Linked DNA regions of Homo sapiens: regions 2 and 3 are each linked to region 1. A link is an interaction called in ENCODE POLR2A ChIA-PET data of the cell type or tissue named here. Cell type or tissue: CD4-positive, alpha-beta T cell. All regions are shown on one strand.

Region 1 (2,500 bases):
ACAGCATCCACACGGTGACCTGTAAATCACCTCGGCAGAAAGAAGACAGGTCCCCAAAGCCACCCCAGGCTCCCCAGCACCCTGAGGAGCATGGTCGCCAATCCCACAGCTCCTCCTCCTTTGCCAGTGGCACCCTCCAGGACATGTGGAGGTTGCTAGACCTGGGATCCAGCCCTTCTGGTGTCACCTCCCAGGGTGACTCAACTCCAGGTAGGAGACTGCCCTCCCCAGGAGCTGCCCACAGCTGGCAGCTGGCGAGGGCCACCCTCTCCGAGGGGCATGTGGAGAGTCAGCACCCTGCGTGCCTCCTGCACCCTGAAATCCCTGCACTTTGGTTGAGTAATGCATGGAGTCTCTTTACCTCTCATTTGGCACCTGAGTGTTTCCCGGGTTATGGTGCAAAGCCCTGAAGGGCAGAAACCATGCCATTTCCTAGTGCAGCACCGTACACCCGGGCGCACACTGACTTAGAATGCAGCACCGTACACCCGGGCGCAGGCTGACTTAGAATGGAGCACTGTACACCCGGGCGCAGGCTGACTTAGAATGGAGCCCAGGTGAGACGCGTGGGCATTGGTGCACTTTAGACGGCCCTGCTCCTGGGGAAGAGCCAGGTCGACCCCAGCGATGCTCCCGGGGAAGAGCCAGGCCGACCCCAGTGATGCTCAGCCTCACGGGCCAGACAAGTGTCAGCCGCATCCTCATCCTCGTCCTGCTTTGCTGCGCGGACGTTGCCGCCCTGAGACTCTTCTCTGCACCTAAGTCATAGGCCTGGTAAACTCAGCAGGTCACAGTGCCAGCTCCTGCTACTGGTCTCAGGAAGTTTTCAGAAAAGTCTGTTTGAAGGGTGCACCTTGTGAGGACTGCATGGGTCTGTGATGTAGCGAGAAGGGGGGAGGGAAACAGATGCTGCTTCGAGGCAGCTGGAGTTGCGGGACGTGTGATGTGGTTGGGGCGGGAGCGTGCGTCCTTCCTGTGTGCCTGCATGGAGGGCGTCCCCTTCTTACCTTACAGCTTCTGTCTTCCGTCATGAGGGTGTGCCTCATTCATTTAATCATTCTCTCCTTCATGCGCATTTTAGGCTATTTCCAGTCCTTTACCGTCACAGATACTGTTAGAATAGTAACCTTACAGGCTGCAGTGTGTGTGAAAACACACGTGTACGTGCCCCAGGGGCTTGCGTAGTCAAGGCTGCCCGCGTGCCACGTGTGGTGGACAGCATCGCCTCAGCCTCCGCCACCCACCCAGAGGCTGCTCCCAGCAGCAGTGTCTGAGAGTCCTGTAGCCACACGGAACTTTTGCCGGTGGCAGCAGGATTGGCATCAGCGCCTCTGCTGGGAGGTCGTGCATCTTCGTGTGTGTTTAGGAGCCACTTCCTTTCCCTGTTCTTCAGTTACCTGCCCATTTGTGTATTAGATTGTGGTCTTTCTTATTGATTTGTAGCAGCTCATTATATGTGATAGAAATTAGGCCTTTTCGGTGACAACAATTTAAATGTTTTCTCCCAGTTCTTCATGTTTTTAAATGTTTATTATGGTGTTTTTTTATGTTCATATTTTTTATTTTTATGTAATTTAATGTCCTTGTTTTTTATCTTGTCTGTTTTTTTTTTTTTTCCTTTGAGATGGAGTTTTGCTCTTGTTGCTCGGGCTGGAGTGCAATGGCGCAATCTCAGCTCACTGCAAGCTCCTCCTCCCGGGTTCAAATGATTCTCCTGCCTCAGCCTCCCCAGTAGCTGGAGCTACAGGCACCCGCCACCACTCCAGGCTAATTTTGTATTTTTAGTAGAGACGGGGTTTCACAATGCTGGGCTGGCTCGTCTCGAACTCCTGACCTCAGTTGATCCGCCCACCTCGGCCTCCCAGAGTGCTGGGATTACAGGGGTGAGCCACCGTGCCTGGCCAGAACCACTTCTTATTAACCCCCAAAGTGGCAACGGCTCCCAGTTTTCCATCGCTCACACTTCCCGCATATTCGGACTCCCACCTTTGTCATGGTGCTAAATGTTCCATGTGCTTTTGGAGCTATATCCGGACGGTTCGTTCGGCCACTCTCAGTCTGTTCACAGGCAGTTCCATTGGGTCAGAATCAGTGTCACTTCCTGGTCCTTTTACATGTCTGGCTGATGTAGGATCTCCTCTTTATCCTTCTCTCTCAGGGTTTTCTTGGTTATTTGCATGTATTTGTTTTTTCTTTTTTCTTTCTTTTTAAATTTAGTAGAGAGAGGACTGGAGGCAGTGGCTCGTGCCTATAATCTCAGCACTTTGGGAGGCTAAGGCAGGTGGATCAGTTGAGGTCAGGAGTTCAAGACCAGCCTGGCCAACATGGTGAAACCCCGTCTCTACTAAAAATACAAAAATTCACTGGGCCTGGTGGCGCATGCCTGTAATCCCAGCTACTTGGGAGGCTGAGGCATGAGAATCACTTGAACCTGGGAGGTGGAGGTTGTAGGGAGCTGAGATTGTACCACTGCACTCCAGTCTGGGTGACGGAATGAGAC
Region 2 (2,500 bases), 170 kb after region 1:
GCCGCCGCCGCCGCCGCCTCAAGGCCGCCCGCTCCCCGCAGGTGGACGCGGCCATGGGCCGAGGGGTGCGCGTGCTGCTGCTGCTGAGCCTGCTGCACTGCGCCGGGGGCAGCGAGGGCAGGAAGACCTGGCGGCGCCGGGGTCAGCAGCCGCCTCCTCCCCCGCGGACCGAGGCGGCGCCGGCGGCCGGACAGCCCGTGGAGAGCTTCCCGCTGGACTTCACGGCCGTGGAGGGTAACATGGACAGCTTCATGGCGCAAGTCAAGAGCCTGGCGCAGTCCCTGTACCCCTGCTCCGCGCAGCAGCTCAACGAGGACCTGCGCCTGCACCTCCTACTCAACACCTCGGTGACCTGCAACGACGGCAGCCCCGCCGGGTAAGGCCCGCGCCCTGCACCTCCCCGCCCCGCCCGACGCGCCCGGTCTCCGGCTGGACCTTCCCTGCGGGCCGCGGCCGTTCTCTCCCCGGGGAGAAAGGGCTTCCGTCGGGCGCCCCGCGGTCCTGGCCCCGAGGAGTGCCCGGTTCGGTGACTCTCCGCGTGGGGAGCGGAGCGGCGCTGGAAGGGCTGGTCCCCGGCCAGCTCGGGCACTGACCCCTCGGCCTCTGGGCCCAGCCGCTCTGCTGGCGTCCTTCGGTCCCGGGGCGGGGAGATGGCAGCCCGAGAGCGCGCCTGGCTCCAGCGGGAACCGGCGACACCGGGGGGCGGGGAGAGGCCCGCTGCCCACCTCCTTGCAGCCCCGAAGTAGATAAAAGACGTGAGGTCGGGGGTCGGGGAGCGGCGGGGCCGCCCACGCGCTCAACAGGCCGAGGACAGCCGGGGACAGCGGGAGACTTGGGCGTGGGGTCGGGGCTCGGCAGGAAGGCTCCCCCGCCGGGTCGGTGCCGCCCGCGCCTCCCGCGCTCCCCGCGGCGTCCCGTTCCCCCGCCAAGCGCGCTCCTTCAGTGCGGACGCGTTTCACGCTTCAAGCGCCGCCGCGCGCCCCGGGAGGACCGCCGCCCGCGCCGAGGTGACAGCGGGACCCGCGCCGGGCGGAACGTGGGGATTTTCCACGGACCACAGCCCCGCGCGGCCCGTTCCCCGCCCCGCGAGCGCCACCTCCCGGGACCGCCGCCGTCCCTGAGCTCCCCGTGGGCCTGGCCGAGGGCGCCCCCGTGCGACCGTCGCGCGCGGCCGGAACAGGTGGCGCGTTCCCTCCGCCGGAGCTGGGCGCGCGGGGCGCGGCGGGTCGGCAGCCCTGGCCGACCCCCCGCGGTGCGTCCTCCCCCGCAGCTACTACCTGAAGGAGTCCAGGGGCAGCCGGCGGTGGCTCCTCTTCCTGGAAGGTGCGTCCAGGGCTGAGGCGGGGGGAGGCCGGGGGTCTGTGCGCGCGGGCCTGAGCGGCGGTCGTGTCCGCAGGCGGCTGGTACTGCTTCAACCGCGAGAACTGCGACTCCAGATACGACACCATGCGGCGCCTCATGAGCTCCCGGGACTGGCCGCGCACTCGCACAGGTCAGCGGCGGGCCCTGGGGAAGGCGTCTCGACGTGAGGCCCGGGAGGAAGCCGCGCCCGCCTCCTGGAGCCCCAGCCAGGCCCCCACCCCGCACATCATGCCCAGCCTGGCGCCCGGGTTTACTAAGAGCAAGGGGCGCCCTTCACTCTTGCCTTTTGGGGCCCATTCCACATTAGCATTCAGGCGCTTACCCAGCGGCTCTGGCCCTCCCCAGGGTCAAAGCAGGGCAAGGGGTTGAAGTCAAGGTCAGACCTGGTGTCCAGCCTAGCCGGGCACCGTGGCCATGGTGGCTTCCCGGGGGTAACTAAACCCAACTGTCCTCCACTTTCCCGGCAACCTTGGTTCGGGCTAGCAACACCAGCACACCTCCCTTCCTGGGGCCAAGTAGGAGCCCCAACACCTCACCAGGGTTCCCAGACCCGACCCTACACAGCCTCCTCCCGCTAGAAAGACCCACCGCCTCTGTGTCCCCAGGCACAGGGATCCTGTCCTCACAGCCGGAGGAGAACCCCTACTGGTGGAACGCAAACATGGTGTAAGGGGGCACAGGGTCTTGCCTGGGAGTCCTGCCTGGAGGGTGGTTCTTCCCGGGGGGTCCTTCCTTGGGAAGTCATATTCTGAAATGGTCTTTCCTGGGGGTCCTGTTCTGGATGGTTCTTTTGGGGAGGTCCTGTCCTAGAGGGGTTCTGGAGGTGTTTCTTTCGTGGTGGGGAGGAGGTCCTGTCCTGGGATGGTCCTTCCTGGTGGGGAGGGGTCTATCCTGAGATGGTCCTTCCTGGCAGGGTCCTCTCCTGGGATGGTCCTTCCAGGGGGATCCTGTCCTGGGATGGTCCTTCTTTCCTGGGGGGTCCTGTCCTGAGTTGGTCTTTCCTGGAAAGGGTCCTGTCCTGGGTTGGTTCTTCCTGAGGAGTATTACGCTGGAGGTCTTTCTTGAGGGGAAGTTCTATCCTGGGATGGTCCTTCCAGGGGAATCCTGTCCTGGGATGGTCTTTTCTGAGGGTCCTGTT
Region 3 (2,500 bases), 270 kb before region 1:
ACCTGGCCCTTAATAAAAGATTTTAGAAGATAAAAGTAAAGCACGGCTAATACAAAGAATGGTATTATAGCAATTCTTTAAGGGTGATTTTTATGGTGTAGAAGCTGTGAGTTCCCTTCATACAGTCAACCTGGATGGAAGTGGTTGAATGGCACTGTGAGCCCTGGAGCTGAAGCTCAAATAGAAGATTAAAGCCAGAAAGCACATGGCTGGGGAGATTAGGACTCTTGCTGCCCCACCATGCCCGCTGTGACAGAGGAAGGAATGGCAGTTAGATGACCAGCTTTCTGTGCCGTGTGACATTTGTTACTAAATTATTCTTCAAGGGCAGTCTTTGTTTTTTTTTTTTTTTTTTTTGAGATGGAGTCTTGCTCTGCCACCCAGGCTGGAGTGCTGTGGCGCGATCTCAGCTCACTGCAACCTCTGCCTCCCAGGTTCAAGCCATTCTCCTGCCTCAGCCTCCTGAGTAGCTGGGATTACAGGTGCGTGCCACTGCGGCCGGCTAATTTTTGTATTTTTAGTAGAGACGGGGTTTCACCATGTTAGCCAGGCTAGTCTCGAACTCCTGACCTCAGGTGATCCACCTGCCTCTGCCTCCCAAAGTGCACTCTGTGCAGTTTCAGTTGTAATCAGAAGGAGAGAGAGATTGCAGTTATAATCTGCAATCAGCATCTGCCATCTTGGCACTCTGCTACTTGGCATTAAAATGGTAAACCCAGGGCCGGGTGTGGTGGCTCACGCCTGTAATCCCAGCACTTTGGGAGGCTGAAGCGGGTGGATCACGAGGTCACGAGATCGAGACCATCCTGGCTAACACAGTGAAACCCTGTCTCTACTAAAATACAAAAAATTAGCCGGGCGTGGTGGCGGGCGCCTGTAGTCCCAGCTACTCGGGAGGCTGAGGCAGGAGAATGGCATGAACCCAGGAGGTGGAGGTTGCAGTGAGCCGAGATCGCGCCACTGTACTCCAGCCTGGGTGACAGAGCAAGACTCCATCTAAAAAAAAAAAAAAAAAAGGTAAACCCAAGGGAACAGGAACAGTGAAGGAACCCAAGGCCTGGGACTGCCTTCAGTCCTCCTCTCTCCCTCTCGGGCTGCAGTGTCGGGAGCAGCCGGCGCCACCGCTTTGCCGTAACCACTTTAACCACTTCCTTTTTCACGACTGCACGGCACTTACTGGCCTTCCGCCGGCACAGACAGCAGATTCGCCCTGGTCCGGTCGCTCCCGGCTCCTTCCATGGCCCCTGACCGAATTTTGTCTGCTCATCAGGAAACCAAAGTGGCGTCTGAAGATCAGTGTTTTTCTAATTAGCAGAGACTTTACTTCAGTGAAACAGAACTGTTTAGAAACCTGGGTGATTTTCGTGGTGTTCTGTGGGGAGCTATTTTGCTATGACTTCTGGCCAGTGTACTTTATTTTAAATTTAGTTTTGAATAAATCATGCATCAAAATTTGAATATTTGAATAAGTAATGCATCCTACAAGATTTAAAAGTCATATATATATATATGTATATAAATAAAGGCGAACCAGTAACCCCCTCACCTACAGGTAACCACAGTCCTGAGATCTCAGAGTTCCTTCTTGAATTTCTCTGTGTGTATAAAAACGAATGCATAAGAATACCGCATTCTGTCAGTTGTAAAGAATCACATTTAAAACAGTTTTGGCAATTGTTCCTTCTTCCCATTGCATAACATAAGGCAGCTGTGGCTGTCAGATCATGGACCCTGGTATGGTTTCCTTTTTACAGAAGGCAGTGCAGTCCGCACGCGGCTTTGCTCACTTGACGTCTGTCTTACTCTGGTCTCCCCAGAATCAGAGCCTGGCATGGACTTGTGTTTGGGAAGCTTTTAAGGGGGGACTCCGGGGGGCATCTGTGAGGCCTGGAGGGGGCAAAGCCCATGGGAGCTGAGCCCAAGGGGCCTCCTGGCAGCTGGGAGGGGCAGGGGGGAGGGAGCTTGACCCACCGCCCAGGGCACCACCTGAGACTGGGCTTCCTTACAGCGGATTATGTGAGGTGGATATTGGCGGGTCGGACTGGGGGCTGGGCCCCAGCGTGATCCTGCTCTCCTTCCCAGGAGGACTCAGAGGAGGCCACCTTGCCCAGGGGGAGGGCCCGGTGTCTGCCTTCAAGCCTGGGCTCTCTCCACTGCACACGAGGCTCTGTTGTGTGTGATGTACCTAGCTCAGCGCCCGCACAGTGGGTGTCCAGTTCCGCGCTGGTGCGGCTCCATCCCCCTTCCCTCCCCAGAGTGTCTCTTTCCCTCCCTGGTCTGGGTGTGCTTATGACAGCTGAGCTGGGTGAGATGCGCCCTCCCCTTTGCAGCTGGTGTCCTGGCAGCTGCACCTTTCACCCCCAGGGCGTGGCCCCAGCTGGGTTCTGGAATGGAAGCTGAGTGCTGCGACCCCTGAGTGAAGTAAGCCAGTCACGGAGGGACAGATCCTGCCTGATCCCACGTCCGTGGGGACCCTAGAGTCGCCAGGTTCACAGAGACA

What was found. Peaks named below come from ENCODE experiments on the same cell type or tissue, not always from the same donor. Only the 100,000 strongest peaks of a DNase experiment are listed, where the experiment ranks them.
Region 2: POLR2A ChIA-PET joins it to region 1 with 5 read pairs; 4 of 35 experiments call an interaction of 5 or more read pairs at or near these places.
Region 3: POLR2A ChIA-PET joins it to region 1 with 5 read pairs; 1 of 35 experiments calls an interaction of 5 or more read pairs at or near these places.

The regions. Positions count from the first base shown.
Region 1 is chr17:82,125,402-82,127,901 of GRCh38, reverse strand. CCDC57 (coiled-coil domain containing 57) reads left to right here. Exons shown (of 19, transcript NM_001394669.1): 18 at 1-210. Among named protein-coding and RNA genes, the nearest start is that of FASN, 28 kb to the right of the region's middle. In CD4-positive, alpha-beta T cell, a CTCF peak has its summit at 1,324; a DNase peak (open chromatin) is centred at 941; H3K4me3 peaks cover 1,582 bases; H3K27ac peaks cover 2,500 bases.
Region 2 is chr17:81,958,463-81,960,962 of GRCh38, reverse strand. It overlaps NOTUM (notum, palmitoleoyl-protein carboxylesterase), which reads left to right. Exons shown (of 11, transcript NM_178493.6): 1 at 1-376; 2 at 1,271-1,323; 3 at 1,397-1,492; 4 at 1,968-2,028. The coding sequence starts at 54. Among named protein-coding and RNA genes, the nearest start is that of NOTUM, 1.5 kb to the left of the region's middle. RefSeq lists silencers at 430-573, 840-919, 950-1,289 and enhancers at 503-1,065, 1,066-1,628. In CD4-positive, alpha-beta T cell, a CTCF peak has its summit at 1,100 (motif pointing left); DNase peaks (open chromatin) are centred at 272, 1,092 and 1,862; H3K4me3 peaks cover 589 bases; H3K27me3 peaks cover 1,402 bases.
Region 3 is chr17:82,399,661-82,402,160 of GRCh38, reverse strand. All of the region lies in intron 7 of OGFOD3 (2-oxoglutarate and iron dependent oxygenase domain containing 3), which reads left to right. Among named protein-coding and RNA genes, the nearest start is that of HEXD, 17 kb to the left of the region's middle. RefSeq lists enhancers at 1,227-1,426, 2,157-2,500. In CD4-positive, alpha-beta T cell, no CTCF peak of the experiment used is centred here; a DNase peak (open chromatin) is centred at 1,140; H3K4me3 peaks cover 476 bases.